6 separate regions of the Homo sapiens genome follow, and regions 1, 2, 3, 4 and 6 are each linked to region 5. Evidence: chromatin contacts called from ENCODE Hi-C or POLR2A ChIA-PET data. All regions are on one chromosome and are shown on one strand. The core of a region is the stretch at or near the end of the contact, and the rest is flanking DNA. Distances in the headings are between cores, read along the strand shown. Region 1 overlaps SNX30 (sorting nexin family member 30). Region 2 overlaps LINC02977 (long intergenic non-protein coding RNA 2977). Region 3 overlaps SNX30 (sorting nexin family member 30). Region 4 holds the start of SUSD1 (sushi domain containing 1). Region 5 holds the start of KIAA1958. Region 6 overlaps SNX30 (sorting nexin family member 30).

Region 1 (3,080 bases), core at 107-2,606, 320 kb before region 5:
GTGAAAACCCTTCTGAGGCTCGTGCCATCCAGTGACATACATCCTGTATCTCTCCCGCACAGCTGTCATCCACTGACAGCTCTGCCATTTCTCCTGATGCCCTGAAGATTCAAGCAGCTGGCTCTCAGGCTTCCTTTCCAAGCCCTTCCACAACCTAAGTGCCCTCGAGATCCAGGTGGCTCATACATACAACACCAGCCTCTAAGCAAGCAATGTTTCCTTCCATTCCACAGCCTCTCCCAGACCGTCACCAGGGAGAAACCCACACATCTCCCTCTAAACGGCATCCCCTATATTTCAGGCTCTTCCTCTTCCCAACATCCTTGGTTTCTCAGCCTCTTGGGACCTAAAGTTCCTTGACATTCCATCCATTCATGTCTTTACTTCCTTCCTTCTTTACTCAGCATCCATTCCATGGCCCAGAACTTCAATCACTTACAGCAATATCTAAATGTTGTTCCCTCCCCACTGCCCATTCACCCAACTCGTAAAAACCCACTTGCTCTACCAGACCTGGGTGTGTGAGCACACTGCTAGAGGAGAAACAAAATCAAGCAAACACACGGACAGACACGATACATTCTACAACCAGACCCTCCAACATTGCCAGGCACCCTTTTCATACTCCCTTACGTCAGCTCACTCCCACACTGTCCAAATCATTTATCAAAAAGCCCATAAAAGTTGTGAAAATTTCTAATCCCCACTTCAAACCACCCCCACCCTTAGAAGGCTTCATCATCTATTCAGAGAGAAAACTCCAGATATAAGCAAAGAACCCCTTAACTTCCTGCCACAAAACAAACTTCCCTTCCTTCTCCACAAACAATGGAAAAAGTACACCGCCCCTTCGGTGGCAATTCTAGCTTCCTCCGCCTTCCCAGGAGCCTCCATCCTACTCTCCAATCTTCAACCTAATGCCTTCTTCTCTACCAATACTGCGCAACTGGCAGTTAAACAAGTCTCTTTCATCCTTAAAAACAGCAGCAGTCCAAAAAAAAAAGCCTCCCTCTCCCTCAAACCCATGCCCACTTCTGACCACTGCTCTCTATGCTTGTTTTCATTGCCAGAATTCTAACACTCTTCTCTCTCTTACCCCTCGCTCACTCTAACCCACTTGGGTTCTGCATCACTACACCAATGAAACTGCTCACACCACAACCAGCAATAACTGTGTCATTAAACTAACGTCCACTTTGCATTGTACATAATTCAGCCTCGGAGCAGCATTTAGACTCTGTTGACCACTGAGGCATTTAGAAAGAGGAACTAGTTGGGGTGTTATGACTCTTTTTCTTTTTTTTTTTACACACCACTGGTAATGAGGCTAAACACAAGAAAATAATAAACCCTGAAGGGAATTGAAGGCTCGCCTCTGTTTCCTCACCCTCAAGCCTACTTCTGTATTGTCAGTTTCAACCACACAGGCCATGCTACTGGACCACAGTGCTGGGTATCGGGGCCATCCCTCTCTTGAAAATCATGTCTTTTGGGCCAGGCGCAGTGGCTCACGCCTGTAATCCCAGCACTTTGGGAAACCAAGGTGGGCAGATCGCCTGAGGTCAGGAGTTTGAGACCAGCCTGTCCAAAATGATGAAACCCCATCTCTACTAAAAATACAAAAAATTAGCCAGGCACAGTGCTGTAATCCCAGCTACTCAGGATGCTGAGGCAGGAGAATCGCTTGAACCTGGGAGGCGGAGGCCGCAGTGAGCTGAGGTCATACCACTGCACTCCAGCCTGGGCAACAGAGCAAGACTCTGTCAAAAAAAAAAAAAAAGAAAGAAAATCATGTCTTTTGGGCAAGATTATTAATATTTATTATCTTTAGAATCAGAGAGACCTGGACTCAAGTTCTAGCTCCACCACCCATGAGTTGCATGTCTTTGAGCAATTTTCTTAACATCTCTGTCTCTCAATTTTCTCATTTGTAAGATAATAGTATTTATATCTACTTCATTGAGTGTGAAGATTAACTGATAATATACGTAAAGCATTTAGCACAAAATAAATGAGGGCACATCCATACAATGGAACGCTATTGCAGTCTTATAAACAATAGCATAAAAGCATGCTTACTGGCATTTCCTAGCATAGAAACATGTTCACAATGTATTAAGTGAATTGGCAGTATACAAAATACTCGTTTTTGTAAAACTGGATGAAGTAGTATAGAAAGTCAGCAACAATTATTTCTGGCTGGTGAGCGTATAGGCATTCTTTAGTGTTTTAGCTTACTTGAACTTTCTTTTTTTTCTACAATGAACATACATTACTTATATAACATAAAAATAAAAGGGTTTCAACTGCAAAAAAGTACAGTGCATGGTAAGTGTCCAATAACTAGCTGCTGTTATGATGTTACTTTCTTGTAGTCTCCAGAAAAAAAGAGCCAGAAGCTGCCTGCCCTAAGAAGGCCTAAACTGGCTCTCCACCACTGGGGAGAGAAGATACTTTTACCTTAGATTTGGGTGGATAATTCTTTGCCTACATTGGCTGTCAGCCTTCACTTATTTTAGCTCAGGCAAAAAGAGCTCTGTACTTTGTCCAGCCCTGGTCATCAGGAATCTGAATTAGGACTAGAGCATCAAAGCCTTAAGGTAATAAAGCAAAGCATTTGAACAACCTTGTCCTCTGACCATTAACTTCGTTTGAGGACCTCTGCAGAAGTGGAAGTCCCAGGACAGGGTCAGGTGTTGGGATCCCGTGTTCCTCTTGTTTGTTCTCTTTCTCTCATTCTCACACACCCCTACGATATCCGTCAATACAACTTCAGAAAGAAGCCTCTGAATGCACCACCAAAATATAAACCTGGTGTCACTATTAGAAACAGGAAAAGAAGACAACTCTGGTTTGGGATCAGAAGTGAAAGAAATGATAAAAAGTAAAACTCAGTTCTGCAACAAGATTATCTTGAGGTGCTGGCATCACAGCCAAGTGAAAATGTGCTGCTAGAACTTGGAAAACGTTACTCTAAGGCATTTAATGACTTATAGGAAATCAAGCCCAAGAGAAGGGATAGAAATAAGAACACAGAGGGAAAAAGGTAGGGAAGGAAAGAGAAGCAGCACAGGAAAGAC
Region 2 (2,500 bases), core at 1-2,500, 450 kb after region 5:
AAAGGAAAATAAATGGTCTAAATTGAGCAACAAGAAAGTAAACTTTTAAGCAGGTACTTTCCAAGTGAAATGAGAACCGGAGATTGGGTCCAAAAGAGAGGATGCCCAGCCAGACTGAACTTTCAAGTGTTTTCCAACTGGAAAGCTCCAATGTCCTCTGATCTCAGTGAATTTCCAATCTAATTTCAAGGAAGTCCCTCAGGAGCCCCATTGCAAGGGTGGTTATAGAACCATTTACAACTGCTTTAATAAAACTAATGCTTATAAAGAAAGAAAACTTGTTTTTTAGTCATCCATAACACAAAAAAGTGAGGTTTGATGCACAGTAAAAGGAATCATTATTTAAGTTAGTCTGAGTTATATTGTATTTTGGAAATGCTCCACATTCAATATTTATGCCACATACTCTAAAACCAAAGTATGTAGATTAAAAAAAAACTATTTCCAGAAATAAGCTTGCTGAATCACCACAGGCTTAATTTATTTATTTTAACTACCAGTTTCCTGAATGTTTTTGTCTAATTGGCCTATCTGCAGTTGCCCTTGGTCCACCCTTGAGCCCACTCTTTAAGCCTGTCTGTCACTTAGAGAAGTACAAGTACTTCCTGCTGAGAATAAAGCCTTGATCGCAATTTCAGTGAATTATCAGGGAAGTGTGAGAATAAGTAGGAATAAATGTCTAAACATTTGGGAAAAACTTGTTTGCAATAAATGTGGTTAACAGAGAGTGAATAGGCTTACTACATAAAATTGTTACTCATCAATTAAAAAAACTGTACAATCCTCCTCCGGGGGAAAATGATCAGATATTTTAAGTCTGCTGATATTTTTCTCTGGATGTCAGACCTGTATACTTTGTCCTGCATTATTGGAGTATAATTGGCAAATAAAAGTTTTATGTATTTAAGGCATACAATGTGATGATATGATACACCTATACACTGTGACATGATTACCTCAATCAAGCTAATTAACACATCCATCACCTCACCTTTTTTGTGTGTGGTGAGAACACTTAGATTTACTCCTATAGCCCATTTCAGGTATACATTATTAACTCTAGTCACCATGCTATACATTAGATCTCCAAAACTTATTCATCTTGTAACTGAAAGTTTGTACTCTTTGACCAACATTCGCCATTCCTCCCCAACCCCTAACTTTGGTAACCACCCTTTTGCTCTCTGTTTCTATGAGTTCTTCTGTTTCGGTTCCACCTGCAAGTGAGATCATGCAGTGTTTGCCTTTGCCTTTCTGTGTCTGGCTTATTTCACTTAGCATTATGTCCTCTAGGTTCATGCATGTTGTTGCAAATGACAGGGATTTCCTCCTCTGCCTCTTCTTCCTTCTTCCTCCTCCTTCTCCTTCTCCTTCCCCTTCTTCTTCCCCTTCTTCCCCTTCTTTCTGTTTTTGCTTTGTTTTGTGTTTGTTTTTGAGATAAGGCTGGTCTTGAACTCCTGGGCTCAAGCAATCCTCCTGCCTCAGCCTACCAACTAGCTGGGGCTGGGTCTGCACGCATGCACCACCATGCCTAGCCGCCTTCATTTTTGGCTGAATGATATTCATGTGTGTGTATGAATATTTTCTTTATCCATTCATTTGTCTACAGGCACTCAGGTTGATACCGTGTCTTGGCTATTGTGAACGACTGTGTAATACATATGGGAGTGCAGATAACCTCTTCCACATACTGATTTTATTTCTTTTGGGTATATACCCAGAAGTGGGGTTGCTGGATCATACCGTAGTTCTATTTTTAATTTTTTGAGGAACTACCATACTGTTTTTCGTAGTGGCTGTACCCACTTACATTCCCACCAACAGTGTGCAAGGGTTTCATTTCTCCATATCTTCATCAACACTTGTTATCTTTTGACTTTTTGTTAATAGCCATTCTAACGGATGTGAAGTGAAAGCTCATTGTGGTTTTGATTTGCATTTCCCTGATGATTAGTGATGTCATACACCTTTTCATATACCTGTTGGTCACTTATATATCTTCTTTGAAAAAAATCTATTCAGGTTCTTTGCCCATTTTTAAAAAATCAGGTAACTTGCTTTTTTTTTTGCTGTTGAGTGGTATTAGTTCCTTACATATAATATTTTGGATATTAACTTTTTATTGATATATGGTTTAAAAATATTTTTTCCCATTCTATAGATTGCTTTTTTATTTTGTTGATTGTTTCCTTTGCTCTGCAGAAACTTTTAGTTTGATATAATCCCATTTGTCTTTTCTTGCTTTTGCTGTCTGGGCTTCTGCTGTCACACCTGTATTTTTGTTTTTGTTTTTGTACCAGAGAAAGTGAAGCAACAAATGAGGAACATGAGAACACTGGAGTAGAAAGCTGGGTGGGCATCAGACAGCTGACCAAAATTTTCACTATCAAAATGGCAGGTGAGATTTTTTTTTATATACTAGTTATCACAACATCTTCAACCTTTTCTTTTTTTTTTGAGACCGAGTCTTGCTCTGTTGCCCAGGTTGGAGTGCAATGGT
Region 3 (3,411 bases), core at 163-2,662, 380 kb before region 5:
TCCTACATCCCTTTATTTTACGTATTTAAAATCAATATTTTGAAGTCTATTTAAAAAACAAATGCACAGTATTTTGGTGAGGGGTCTATAGGCTTCACCAGATGACCAAAGGGGTTCACTGCACAACCAAACTGAAGGGACCCTGTGTACAGAACCCCAACACAGAGTAAAGTAACCCCAAAGCCTCCATTCGGTGGCAGCATCACTGTGCTGAAGGTCTGACTGGCTCTGGGAAGCAACCAGTGCCAGGCCCAGAAAGCATGGAAGACGAATGGGCTGCTTCCCCAGCAGCATGTGCAAGGGAAACCCCTGTGAGCACCCCCTCTGCTGCCAAACCCAGCACTGCAGCCACATGGTTGGGCAAGGGCATGAAGCGGGAGCCAAGACTAAGCAGCTAAAATAAGGGAAGGAGATGAGACTAGCAGGATTCCCAGCTTGTGGATTTCTGGTAGGCCCATGTGAAAGGCTCTGGCCATTAGAAACCAGTCTTGTTGGGCACACTCATTACCTTCTCATAATACTGGATGTTCTTGTCAGCCATCCCCATGAGTAGCTGCCGGAAGTCCTGCCTCTTGTTGTTCTGCCACCTCTCCATGTCAGCTTTCAGGTCAGCATTGAAACACTCCATCCGATCCTGACATTTCTCGACGTCCGCCGGTACCTGGAAAAGGGAGGCACACATGGGTGCCCTGCACACAAAACTGGCATCTCTTGCCTTGAGCTCCTCTGAGCACACATTTGTCAAAGGCCAAAGCCCTACATTAAAATGCTATCAACACGCTCCCTCCTCTGGAGGCATTTATTTGAAAGCAAAACCTTGGGTTTTCAGGTCTAAGGAGGAGCTCTGAAAAGGGGCTCTCCTAACCCAGATCTTCAAACCCATCCAAACACAACAGAGACTCGTGGGGGAAACACCCCCATTTACACACAGGAAGAAGAAACATTGCAATTCAGACTCATATGTCTTTGGTTCCTTTTAGGATTTACTCATCCACACTTGAAAGTGTGTGCAGACTTTGCAAATATACAGCATTTGTATTGCCCTGCTATTCTCCTGTGTCCCATATTGGAACTAGAGAAGAGGTAGGTTCTCCCAGATCACATGAACTATTCCATTGCTGTGACATTTGATGATGCCTTTCCTCATTAATCAGAGAATTGCAATAAGACAACTACTGGCCAGCTGCCTCCTCTGAACCCCACATCATAAATAAACTGGAGGCTTGTTTATGCTTTTCCCAATAGCAGATACTTTTAAATGGAGAGTTAGAGAAGTCTGAGAAAACAGGAGGAAAGTTACTTATGCATGTCAAAAAAATTTGAAATTCAAAGAAGAAATATACAGCAGGCTATTTCAAGTTTTTCTTAAAGAGGTTTAGAAGACTTTCTCAAAAGGGAACTATGTCACTTGAAGTTTCACAACTTTCACTTTGCTTTGGTGAATTTCACCATCCTGTGCAGCTGGAGTTTGGGCTTTGTGGCTGCAGCGCTTCCCAAAGCTGGCTTCTCTCTCCTAACTCAAGCACTTCACTGAGCCCTGATGGCGGCCAGGGAGCCGACAGGCCCAAAGCCAGGTCAAACCCCCGACCTGCCAAATGTATCCCAACCACAAGTGAGGCCTTTTATGTTTGGTGTGCTGGGGCCCATGAACCAAACTGTCTCCAAGCCATGGCTCACCCCTGGGAGTCCACTTCCACCAATCGAGGAGGTTTATACCCAAGCCTCGTGGACAAGGAGCTGACCCAGAATGATGCCAATGAGAAAGACAGGCCTGAGGGAGCTGGACACCTTCAGGGTACTCAGCCATCTTCTCCACAGACCACGTGGAGATGGTTGTAGAACACAGGAGTCAGGGAAGAGACATGGCCAAGGCAAGTGAATTTGAATGTGCCTGACACGGGAACTAGACATGGGTGAAACCAGGATGAGCTGGAGAGAGAGATAACTAGACACTCTGGAAATTTAAAAGCAAGGAATTTTTCTGTTAAGATGGGGAAAGAGGCCTTCTTCAAAGCACATAAGCTTCTGGAAGAGGGAAAAAAAAAATACTGGGCTGAGTGCAGTGGTTCATGCCTCCCAGCACTTTGGGAGGCCAAGGCAGAAGATCACTGGAGGTCAGGAATTTGAGACCAGCCTGGGCAACATAGTAAGACCCCCATCTCTACAATAAGTAGGATGTGGTGGCGCTATGTTGTCCAGGCTGGTCTCGAACTCCTGGCCTCCAGTGATCCTCCCACCTCGGTCCCCCAAAGCACTGGAATTACAGGTTTGAGCCACCATACCAGGTCAGAGACTGACTTTTTCTTCTGATGCCATGATTTAAGTCTCTTTTGCCTCCTCCCAAGACCACCCATTACTATTGGTTACCTCAGGAAAAACTGAAATAAAAACCAGAGTATCCCAGTCTTGCCTCTCCAGAGTCACTCCAGGAATCAGCCTCAATGGAAAGATGCCCAGCGAGCCAGTGTCTCTGGCTGGCCTCACCTCCCCACAGGCACAGGCCAGTTCCCTTACCCGTCTCCTGGCCACTGCTCACACTTGCATTGGGGTGAGGGTGCCTATGAGCAACTTCCTGTTTGCTTAACGAAACTTCTGCTGTGAGGAGAAAATGGAAAGCCCTGGAAAGAGAACCTCACCAGGACACGTGGAGAGGAGGGCAGCCAGGGTCTCTGAATCAGGACTGTTCACAGAGGAAAGATTCCCAGGTTTAAAGATTCCCAGGTGTGTTCTGGAGATGGGAACTCTGACTGACCCAGAAAAATCAGGGTCTAAACCACGGCTGTGGGTTTTAGGACTGCCTGAGCCTCGGTCTGGGAAATATTTGGCTTCTCAGTTTCACAACACATTCTGTGCTTGGCACTGAGGAATACAAAAGTGCTTGGGTCTCAACAGACAAATCTTGTCTCCCGTAACCTACAGTCTAGTTGGGAAGAAACAGGAACATGCCTAGACACTGAGGCAAGATATCGTAAGTGTTGTCGCTTCCCCTGCAGCCCCCGTGATAAGCACGCTGAGGAGGATGGAGGGGGCGGCCAACCTGGGAAGATCGGGCCTCATGGAGGAAACAGCACTGAGGCGGCTCTTTAAAGATGACAGATGTGAGATGTTTGACCACTTGGAAGGCACTCCAGAGTGGCGGTACACACAAGGGACAGAGGAGAGAAGACACCAGGACCCACCGCAGGAATTGTGCACAGGCCACAGGGCCCACAGCGGCACGGAGAGGGAACTGCAGCTCGCAAGACTGGCAGAGGGTGGCAGGGGATGAGGAACCTGAGGCTCGTCCCAAAGTCCTGCTTTCCTGAGGCCCAGTTAACTCATGCCCACTCTTGGAGAATAGAAAAAGCCCCACACTTCCTCCAGCTGCAGTGGACAGCTCTAGAACCAAACTTCCAGAGCTTAGCTTGCACA
Region 4 (3,131 bases), core at 421-2,920, 310 kb after region 5:
GGACTCAAGCAATTCTCCTGCCCTTCAGCCTCTTTAGTAGCTGGGACTACAGGCATGCCACACTTCACCCAGCTTGAAGTTGATTTTTAACTACTTGTTAAGACTCCACAACTTTAGCCCTTATATGGGTGTGTTTGAAAGTGGTGAGATTTACGGCAGGCTCATGGCAGAGAGTAAACAAGTGAGGATATGGGGTGAAGTAGTGGGGTGCCTGCTCTCGGCTGCGCTCCCACAGACATCACAAGCTCAAAGCCTTCAAACCGGATCTTATTTATTTCCTTCTCCCCGACTAGTCATAAAACCTAGTGGATTCCACTCTTACACACTGCCCTCTTCACACTCATTTGTCAATGCCCAGCTGCAGGACACATCTATCTCTATCTCTATCTGTCTGTCTGTCTGTCTGTCTGTCTATCTATCTATCTATCTATCTATCTATCTATCTATCTATCTATCTATCTATCTGTCTATGGAGTCTCACTCTGTCGCCCAGTCCGGAGTGCAGTGGTGCGAGCTCGGCTCACTTCAACCTCCGCCTCCTGGGTTCAAGCAATTCTCTCGCCTCAGCTTTCCGAGTAGCTGGGATTACAGGTGCCTGCCACCGTGCCCACCTAATTTTTTTTTTTTCAGTAGAGACGGGGTTTCACCAAGTTGGCCAGGCTGGTATCGAGCTCCTGACCTCAAGTGATCCACCCGCCTCGACCTCCCAAAGTGTTGGGATTACAGGCGTGAGCCACCGCACCGGGCCAGGACATGTCTTCTATTGCCTGATTCCTGCAGCAACTCCGGGCTGGACTCTTTGCCTTCCACATCCCAACCCAACCCCAATCCCAATTCCACAGAACAGACAGAGATGTGTCAGTGATGAAGTCATTCACTGCTTGAAACTGTGACAGCTTCCCGGCGACCTCCATCACTTGGGTTAGGAGGGCTAACTTCCCTCTGCAGCTCAACGCCCCTCTCCAACCCTCTGCTCTCACTCTAGGTCCCCATTCCCCATTTCTACAACAAACTCCCGCTTAGATTCCTCCCCAACGTCCTTCTCATCCTTGGGTCTTGGTTTACTCCTTCCCTTGGGATGAGTACGGCTGTGATGGAGGTAGGGGCTGGCATCAGCGCGTCCCAAGCCGGGTGTCCTCAGAGCAGCGGGGACTGATGCCAGCCCCTCCCTCCATCACAGCCCTACTCTCTCTCACTCCCGGTGACCAGGTGTCACCTGGTCAAGTGTGTCGCCCCTGGGTGGCCTGGGTCTGCGTCTTCCGACCTCTCATCTGGGCCTTGCGCTGTGGTCACCTCATCCAGCTCCCTTTCACGTCCTGGAAGATTTCCGCCCCTTGCTCCCCTCACCCCTCTCCCCGGGGGTGCCTCCCTGAGCCCTCGAGTGGCTTGAATCCTCCGCAACATTTCCTCCCCAGCACTCTCCGGGGCTCTGCGTCCAGCTGTGTCATTATCCGATGAGTGTCTGTCCCCCTTTGCGAATGTGAGCGGCGAGAGGGCAGCAAGTGCGGAGCCAGAGACGGACGCGGAACGGGCGTGTCCTAAGCCCAGGCCCCGACAAGAGGAAGGACCCGCGCTCTGCGGCCTCCCGGGGACCCCGCAGCGCCCCCCGCTTCCCTCGGCGGCGCCGGAAGCCGCCGGCTGGTCCCCTCCCCGCGGCGCCTGTAGCCTTATCTCTGCACCCTGAGGGCCCCGGGAGGAGGCGCGGGCGCGCCGGGAGGGACCGGCGGCGGCATGGGCCGGGGGCCCTGGGATGCGGGCCCGTCTCGCCGCCTGCTGCCGCTGTTGCTGCTGCTCGGCCTGGCCCGCGGCGCCGCGGGAGCGCCGGGCCCCGACGGTGAGTGCGGGCTGGGACGGGCACGGGCGGCCGGCGGGGCCCCCGGCTGGGCCTCGAGGACTCTGGGCGCACGGACGCTTCCCCGCCCCTGGGCCGGGCCGGCGCGGTGCCGAGGCGTGGGGCGCAGGTGGGGCCCGCGCCGGCCGTTGGAGATCGGCAAGGAGGAGCTCAGAGAAGCGGGGGGCTCCCCGCCGGGCTTCCCTGCCCCCGCCCGACCCCGCGACGCCGGGGGACGCCGGTTTTAAGGCGGCCTGGCCGGGCCCCCAGGGACCTCCACTGCCCAGGAGGCGGGGTGGGGGCTGGGCGCGAGCGCGGACCCGGGCAGGGCGGCGCCCGGGGAAGGGCGGGGAGGCCAGGGCGTTCTGCGGCGCTGTCACGCTTCCGGCTCTGCGGTGGCTTTTGCATGACACATTTTTGACCCGAAGCAATTTTCTTACCACTTTTAATTTTTTCACGTTGTTAGAGAGCCGGATGCTAAATATGGTGAGAAAGACGCGTAAGGAAGAGTACAGGAGTGAAGCCATTAATTCACTCATTCATTCAACAGATGGCCCTTGAACAGCTTCCCTGTGCGCGATGAGGGCGGGCAGTGCGGGCCCTCGTGGAGCTCATTGTCTGGAGGATTTAGACCAGCAAATGTTCTATTTCCAAGCAATCGAGGGAGTTGTTTTTCCTCCTCTGCAAAATGCAGTGTTGAGCTGAGTAGGAATTACACAGAGGATTCAGACACGCAGGGGAGGTGACATTCATCCACATAACTGTAATACAAGGCAGAATGGCATGGGTGCCATGAGAAGGTGTGGGTGGTGAGGGCAGGGAAAGGGGAATCGGTGGTGACCCTTGAGCTGGGCCATCAATGATTGGTCATATTTGGATATGGGAAAATGTGAAAAAGGTATCCCAGCTCATAGCAGAAGGCACTGTCACCTCTCCACAAATGAGTGTAGAATGAATGAATTCCTTCAGAATTCAGGCCCGGGGGAGAAGGGAAGGAAGCACACGGAGGCACCAGAGGCAGAGGGCAGAGTGCCTTGATTGGCAGACCTAGGCCTTTGGACTTAGCTGTGCCTGGAAGCCACTGGAAGCCGTCTCAGGGAGTGACAAGAAAAGTGGGTCTAGCCAGTTCTAGGCGCTTCGGGAGCCACAGGTTACAGTGCAGACATGGCCAAATCCAAGCACCACACCACACACAACCAGTCCCGAAAATGGCACAGAAACGGCATCATGAAACCCGGATCACAAAGATACGAATCTTTTAAAGGGGTGGACCCCAAGTTCCTGACAAACATGCGGTTTG
Region 5 (3,408 bases), core at 1-2,500:
ACCTGACTGGCTTGTTAGCTGTTTATTTCGTCGGGAGAGGATTCCGTCTTGCGAATCCTAACGAGTTCGGGAAAAAACAAAACTTTACTCCTAAACTTCAAAACACACACACACACACACACACACACACGCACACACACTAAATACATATAATTGTAAAAATCACAGCCACGTTCATTTTTTTTAAAGTCCCAATCTAAAACCTTAAAGAAAAAAAAAGACTTGAAGGAACCAAAAACATTCTTTGATTTTGGTTTGACGTTGTTCAGTCCAACCTCCTCCTACCCAGGGGAATACATTTCTCGATATATTTGATAACAAACACAAATCACTGTGCGCAGCCTCAGATGGGGGTGGGGGGGCGGAAGAGCCTTTTGGAGAAAGCCCTCCTCCGTTAGAAACAATAAATAAGGGAGCGAAGCCATGCACGTTCCTTCACACACGCCCCAAACGCACCTCGGCGAGCCACCCGAGGAGGAAAACTAGTGGGGCAGAGCCCTGAACCACCTCTCTTTCTCCATAAGCATCTCAAGACTTGGAAACTAAGAGGACAGACCTTTTCCTCCTCCTTCCCGCCCTCCTTCCCACCTCCGACAGACCCAAGAGCAGGAGCGGGGGCGCCAGCCCCACGCACTGCGCCTGCAGCCGCCGCTGAGACCCGAGCTGCCGGGCGGCGGGGCGGCCCGGGGCAGGCGGACCGGAGCCGCCACCGGGGGTCTCTGCGCCTCGCACCCCCAAGCCCGGCGCTGCCGACGAGCGGCCGCCCGGGTCCCTGCCCTCGCTCCGGCCTCGCTCCCCCGAGAGGAGACAAAAGGAAGGTTCAGCCGGGTCACCGCGCGGCCGCTGACGGGGAAGCAGAGTCGACCCCGGCGCGGCCGCCCCCCACACAAAGGGGCTCCCCGCCTGGGTCGCGGCGTCGGCGCACTCGTCCCCGCCCCGCGCGCGGGCTCTCACCCACCTGCAGGTGTCTGTGCGTCTGTCCATAGGAACGCGGTCGGCGCGGGGGGGCCTGCGAGAGCCGGGCAGCCCGGGCTGGACGGGACGGGCCGAAGGGGCGCGAGGGCGGGAGGAGAGCGGCCAGAGGGCCGGGCACCAAAGGTAAGTGGAGCGGGGAAGGCGCCCGGCGGGCGGCGGACCGAGGAGCGGGGCGGGGGGCGGGGGCGCCAGCCTGGCTCGGCCGACCGCCGCGCGCCGCTCCGTGCGCCCCGAGCTCCGCGCGCCCGGCTCGGAGCGCGGCGGGCGGGCAGGGGGCGGGGCGCGGGCGGGCCGGGGCGGGGCCGGCGAGCGGGGCGGGGGCTCGGACCCCGGGCTCCAGCCGGCACCGGAAACGCGCCGTGGTCGGCGAGACCCACAGGAAGTGTGTAACGACACCTCCTACGGCACGCACCGAGCTCGCAGTCGTTGCTGCCCCGAGGAGGTGTAGATCGAGCCTCCTGCCGCACACACGTTCGCACGCGGCGGCCGGCGCGCTGGACCGAGAGGTTGGAGCAATCCATCCTCCGCGCGCACGAGCTCAGTCCCTACTGCCCCGACAGGTGTGGAACCCGCCGTCCCCGCTATGGTCCGAGGAAGTGTACAGCACTGCTCCCTACTACACGTCCTGGGCCCGCGGTCCCCGATGCCCCCCGGAGCTCTGTGCACCTCCACTGAAACGCAAGGAGCAGACAGAACCTACACCATCCGTGAGGTGTGTGATTTCCCTTATAACGCATTGAGTAGAGTTACCTCTCCGCCCAGGGATGTGCATTAACACTTTCTACCGAGATACTACGTACAGCCCATAGTCACCGCTGCCCCGTGAAGGTGCCCAACAACCACCTGTAACACACACACCCCTATCCCATCGAGGGAGCGGGGATGCTTAATGATACCTAAAATACACTAAAACTAGGTCCTCCAGCAAACCAGAGACACAAGAACACCACCTACACGACTCAGCACAGCAAAGATGAAGCTGGACTTGCTAGGTGCTACCAGGCTTGGTCCACCTTTATTTTACCTAACACTTTCGTAGTACTTGCTGTGTGCCCACAGTTTGCACTGAGTACTTAGCGAATATTAATTTATTTAATCCTAAGAACTCTACATAGTGGGTGCTATTAACATTGCCATTTTATGATAAGGAAACTGAGGCACAGAGAAATTAAGAAATTTTTTCAACATCACATAGATAGTAGCTAGAGGAGCCTGGATTCATTCCGGACAGTCTGGCTTCAGAGTCTGCTCTTAACTCCCTTTCTATTTACAGCACTGACCATCTCCAAAACAGTAATCATGGTAATAAATAACATTTACACCATATCTGTCAGGCCTTACGTAGTGCCCACATCTTGGCCTCACCTCATCTGTGACAGGCATACCCCAGTCACTTGTACCCTTGGAGTAGGTAAGGGAAGAGAAGAATATTTTTGAGGGAGAGAAAGAAGCTAACTTCTTAGCAAAGGAGAAAATATCCAGGGTCGTCCAGAATCCAAGCAGGTAACTTCATTACCACATCAAGCATGTTCTCTTTTAGGTAGCTTCTGCCAACCCCTCTCCATCTCTAGAGCTGATTCCGGTTGATGTTCTTAACACCTTCCTCTATCAACACTCTTCCAGGTCTAGGCTGAAATTTAAAATCTGTGTAAATGTTGACACAATAATGTTTGTACAAACAAAAAAGACCAAAAATGAAAACCCCCTAGTTAATTGCTGCATATTCTAAAGATGGGATCTTGTGGAGAAATTGGAACTCTTATGCAATGCTGATAGGAATGTAGATGGTACCACCACTATGCAAAACAGTGGGGAAGTTCCTCAAAAAACTAAAACTAGAGCTACCATATGATCCAGCAATCCCACTTCTGGGTAAATATCCAAAAGAATTGAAAGCAGGATATCGAAGAGATATTTGCACATTCATGTTCATTGCAGCACTATTCACAATAGCCAAGAGGTTGAAGCAGCCCAAATGTTCATCAACAGATGAAGAGATGAATGAAAATGTGATATATACATATAATGGAATATTATTCAGCCTTAAAAAGGAAGGAAATCTTATCACAGGCTACAACATAGATGAACCTTGAGGATGTTGTGCCAAGTGCAATAAACCAGTCACAAAAGGACAAATACTGTTATGATTTGACCTATATGAACTATGTAGAGGTATGTAAACTGTGGGATTATGTCAAACTTGTGGAAACAAGACGGTAGAATAGTGGTTGCTAGAGGGTAGAGGGAGGGGAAAATGGTGATATAATGTTTACTGGGTACAGAGTTTCAATTTTGCAAGATGAAAAATTTCTAGAGATGTTACACAATAATGTAAATATAACACCACCGAACTGTACACTTAAAAGTAGTTACAAAGGTAAATTTTAAATTGTTTTTGCCACAATCAACTTCAAAACAAATCTAATTTTATTT
Region 6 (3,215 bases), core at 393-2,892, 360 kb before region 5:
CTGGTACTGGTGATATCACTAGCTCTGGTTAAATGACTGAGTTCAGGTTACCCCTTTCAACATGCTCCTTTTACATATTCATTCTATGGAAACCAGGACCACCTGCGAGTTAGATGTCCTGGGGCAATGTTGGTAACACTGAAACCACACATTATCCCCTCATTTTAAAATATATTTTTACACAAAATTTGGAAAATTTAAAGGAGGGGGAGAAGTCATACATAATCTCATCACACAGACACAATCAGTGATACATTATTTCTTCCCTTCTGGTCTTTTTCCTTGAATGGCTTCTTTGATGCTTCCCATTTCTCTGTTTCTCTGCCTGCACACCTGTTATTCAGATGGTCTAATCCTCTAATTTTCATATTTTTTTCTCCAATTCTCTTTTGGTTTCTTTTCATATGTGACTTGCTTAACTTTTTCTTCTAACTCTTCTATTAATTTTTTTATTCCTATTATGGTTTTAATTTCCAAGAGCTCTTTGTTCTCTGAATTTTTAAAAATTACTGTTTTATGGCTGTGATATCTTCTCTTTTGGAAAATATTAACATTTTTTTCTGGAAATTTTCTTCCCCATCAGTGTTTCATTCAATAGGTTTTTCTTCTTTGTTTTACTTCTGATATTCATATTCAAATCTTCCCTTACATATCTGGTGACCCTTGTCTGTCCACTCATCCAAGAGGGAAACTCCATGGAAATGGATTGAAAGCTCTCTGCACAGAGGGCTTGTTGACATTCTCCATAGGAGACTCGGCTGGGTCCTTTCATTGAGGGACCACCCTGGTTCTCCATCGCCAGCCAATATCAGTATCTGTGGGTCACTTCTCTTGGCCCGTCCAGATTTTCTAGAAAAGGCTCTTTTCCTCCTTGCATGGAAGATCTAAGGCTGAGAGTCAAGCAGGAGAAGAGTCTCAACATCACTAATCTTTCACTGAACACCCTCAAGTGTGCCTAGAGTCTCTTGCTCCACAGAGGCCCCCTCCAGAGAATCGACCCCCAGTTCTGCCAAAGTGGAGAAGGAAGTGGCCCCTGTGTGAGCAGGGAGGAGAGGATCAGAAGCTAGAATTCTTAAACAGACTCTAGATTTATTCTTCTCTTCAGCTCTACCTCAGTCCCAGAGGGGCGTGGTGCTGCCAACTCTTGACCTTTTTGGAGGGTTCCGCGGTGTAAACCAGGTGGCTTCTCAGTTTTTTCCCCCACAGTCGGTTTCAAAATCAGCTTGAGTCATTTAAAGTACTTATTAACTCTCAATCCGTTCCCAAAATTGTACTGCTATTGCCTCCTTGCCTGTTGCTCTTGTCTGTGGGCTTGTGACTTTTTTCAAAATCGTTTTAGTGTCATTTTGGTGAAGTTTAAATGTGTATTCAGTCTGCCATTACTGGGAATCTCAGAGTTCTCATTTTAATATTTTTCTTATTTTTTTAAAGCCTTTGAAATCAGGCATATTTCACATCCTGCTTCTTCACATTATTTTAGCTGCAAGAAATTAGCCACTCTGTATAATCTCTTTTGTTCAGGAAAGGGGACATTTTTTCCCTGACAAATCAATCTTCCAGAAAACTCTTCATTTCAGTTTTGGAAAGGCACCGGAAATGGCCAACCTAAAGCACCAACTGTTCGCGTTCCCGGAGTTTGACTCATTGGCGCCACCTTGTGGCCCTGTGGGGAAGGGGCGGGCAGGCTGAAGAAACCGCCTGACAATTTAAATTGGCTTTTGAAAAGGACTAACCCGGAATGTTGTAGAAGTTATCTCCAACTGGAAGAAAAACTTTGTCTTTAAGCCAAAACTTATGCATCCACATTTCACACTTGTAATCTCGATCACCAACGATGTCTATATTATTAAATCCAACAGATATATTTTGCCCCCTTCTTAAAACATTTATCTTGGCTTCGTGGAGGCAATCCTCTTCTTCCCTCCTGCCACACCAACCCTTCCTTTGTGGGCTCCTTTGCTACTTGTTCTTTCGTCTTAAGGTGATAGATCAATAAATATTACCATGCCACAGGCGCAGGCCTTCACACTCTACGCACCTCAATCACATCTCCTCATACAATCTCCATCGGTCTCAGAGATTTAAACACCATTCATACACTAATGACTCCCAAATTTCTATTCCCACTCTAGACTAACTCAAAACCAACTGCCATGACATCTCCACTTTAATGATTAGGAGGCATTCTGAATTCCACATGCCCAAAATAGTGGACTCCCAACTGCTCCACCTGTTCCTCCCTGGACCCTCCCCGTCCCAATAAACAGTACTGCGATCCACCCAGCTGCTAAAGCCAAAAACCCCAATTCCTTTCTTATTTTGCATCACTACAGCAGCAAGTGCCATTGGCCCATCATCCAAAATATACCCCAAATCCACCCACGTCTCTACCACTGCAGTCCAGGCTCCACCACCTAGTTTTCTGCCCTTGGCTCCCTGTGACAGCCTTCTGAACGGCCTTCCCAATCACCACTCTCATCCTCTACAATCTAGTCTCCATACTGTAGCACTAGTTGTCTTCTTAAAGTGAAAATCACATCCTGTCATCCCCCTGCATAAAACCAAATGGCTTCTCTTCTAGTCCTTAGAATAAAGTCCAGACTCTTACCAGCCTTTAAGATGGTCTTTAAGACGCTACTGCATTTGGGAGGCCAACGTGGGTGGATCATGAGGTCAGGAGTTCGAGACCAGCCTCACCAACATGGTGAAACCCCGTCTTTACTAAAAATACAAAAATTAGCCGGGCGTGGTGGTGCGCACCTGTAATCCCAGCTACTCAGGAGGCTAAGGCAGGAGAATCGCTTGAAGCGGGAAGTGGAGGTTGCAGTGAGCTGAGATCACGCAGCCTGGGCAACAGAGTGAGACTCTGTCTAAAAAAAAAAAAAAAAAAAGCTACTGCAGGACCAGGCTCCTACCTCTCTTTGACCTCACCGCTTACCACTTACTCCTTTGCTCACCAGGTTCCACTCCCCAGCCTTTCTGATCTGCAAAGACTCTGAGCTCATTTCAGCTTTCGGACTTTGCACTGGCTGCTCCCCTCTGCCTAAAATGCTCCATCCTCCGACCCTTGCGCAGCTCACTCCCATATGTCTTCCAAGTCTCCAGCCACAGCCTTTTCCATGTGGCTTTCCCTTACAACCTACTCTTACTTCAGACCCTCACCCCACCCCAGTCATTCACCAAGACCCCTGAGATAAGCATGCGTATTGACATAG

Evidence for each region. A loop is a pair of places that touch in the nucleus more often than their neighbours do. ChIA-PET counts read pairs that join two places held with the same protein, here RNA polymerase II (POLR2A). Pooled maps may share reads with other maps.
Region 1: a loop to region 5 is called in a map of tibial artery, with 3 times the contacts of the local background. The contact joins the enhancer-like site here to the promoter of KIAA1958 in region 5. A Hi-C loop is called at or near these places in 8 of 168 maps with a recorded cell type or tissue (B cell, GM12878, OCI-LY7 and 5 more), 15 of 37 single-sample maps with no recorded cell type and 21 of 50 pooled maps.
Region 2: a loop to region 5 is called in a pooled map, with 5 times the contacts of the local background. The contact joins the enhancer-like site here to the promoter of KIAA1958 in region 5. A Hi-C loop is called at or near these places in 5 of 50 pooled maps. POLR2A ChIA-PET finds 5 or more read pairs at or near these places in 2 of 52 experiments (PC-3 and naive thymus-derived CD4-positive, alpha-beta T cell).
Region 3: a pooled map shows a loop between it and region 5 (2.6-fold over the local background). The contact joins the enhancer-like site here to the promoter of KIAA1958 in region 5. A Hi-C loop is called at or near these places in 4 of 50 pooled maps. POLR2A ChIA-PET finds 5 or more read pairs at or near these places in 3 of 52 experiments (Panc1, WTC11 and activated CD8-positive, alpha-beta memory T cell).
Region 4: a loop to region 5 is called in a pooled map, with 12 times the contacts of the local background. The contact joins the promoter of SUSD1 here to the promoter of KIAA1958 in region 5. A Hi-C loop is called at or near these places in 1 of 37 single-sample maps with no recorded cell type and 9 of 50 pooled maps. POLR2A ChIA-PET finds 5 or more read pairs at or near these places in 3 of 52 experiments (PC-9, activated T-cell and naive thymus-derived CD4-positive, alpha-beta T cell).
Region 6: a pooled map shows a loop between it and region 5 (7-fold over the local background). The contact joins the enhancer-like site here to the promoter of KIAA1958 in region 5. A Hi-C loop is called at or near these places in 8 of 50 pooled maps. POLR2A ChIA-PET finds 5 or more read pairs at or near these places in 3 of 52 experiments (HEK293, WTC11 and activated T-cell).

Annotation. Positions count from the first base shown.
Region 1 is chr9:112,807,792-112,810,871 of GRCh38, reverse strand. All of the region lies in intron 2 of SNX30 (sorting nexin family member 30), which reads right to left. Among named protein-coding and RNA genes, the nearest start is that of SNX30, 59 kb to the right of the region's middle. RefSeq lists an enhancer at 1-322. Within about 2 kb of position 1,356, at least 3 of the 41 ENCODE cell types and tissues checked have a DNase peak (open chromatin) inside an H3K27ac peak, as active enhancers do; they include OCI-LY7, where a contact is called at or near this core.
Region 2 is chr9:112,030,966-112,033,465 of GRCh38, reverse strand. LINC02977 (long intergenic non-protein coding RNA 2977) reads left to right here. Exons shown (of 3, transcript NR_186812.1): 2 at 2,301-2,398. Among named protein-coding and RNA genes, the nearest start is that of LINC02977, 8.2 kb to the left of the region's middle. RefSeq lists enhancers at 891-1,180, 1,311-1,400. Within about 2 kb of position 1,250, at least 4 of the 41 ENCODE cell types and tissues checked have a DNase peak (open chromatin) inside an H3K27ac peak, as active enhancers do.
Region 3 is chr9:112,861,497-112,864,907 of GRCh38, reverse strand. It overlaps SNX30 (sorting nexin family member 30), which reads right to left. Exons shown (of 9, transcript NM_001012994.2): 8 at 509-661. Among named protein-coding and RNA genes, the nearest start is that of SLC46A2, 28 kb to the left of the region's middle. Within about 2 kb of position 1,412, at least 13 of the 41 ENCODE cell types and tissues checked have a DNase peak (open chromatin) inside an H3K27ac peak, as active enhancers do.
Region 4 is chr9:112,173,836-112,176,966 of GRCh38, reverse strand. It overlaps SUSD1 (sushi domain containing 1), which reads left to right and starts at 1,670. Exons shown (of 17, transcript NM_022486.5): 1 at 1,670-1,834. The coding sequence starts at 1,732. It also overlaps the pseudogene RPL29P20. RefSeq lists a silencer at 1,552-2,211.
Region 5 is chr9:112,484,669-112,488,076 of GRCh38, reverse strand. It overlaps KIAA1958, which reads right to left and starts at 1,250. Exons shown (of 4, transcript NM_133465.4): 1 at 959-1,250. It overlaps HSDL2-AS1 (HSDL2 antisense RNA 1), which reads left to right and starts at 433. Exons shown (of 5, transcript NR_171779.1): 1 at 433-1,098; 2 at 1,536-1,687. RefSeq lists silencers at 652-1,141, 1,222-1,281 and an enhancer at 1,712-1,771.
Region 6 is chr9:112,843,303-112,846,517 of GRCh38, reverse strand. The region is part of intron 6 of SNX30 (sorting nexin family member 30); the gene reads right to left. Among named protein-coding and RNA genes, the nearest start is that of SLC46A2, 46 kb to the left of the region's middle. RefSeq lists an enhancer at 1-292 and a silencer at 1,624-1,733. Within about 2 kb of position 1,642, at least 3 of the 41 ENCODE cell types and tissues checked have a DNase peak (open chromatin) inside an H3K27ac peak, as active enhancers do.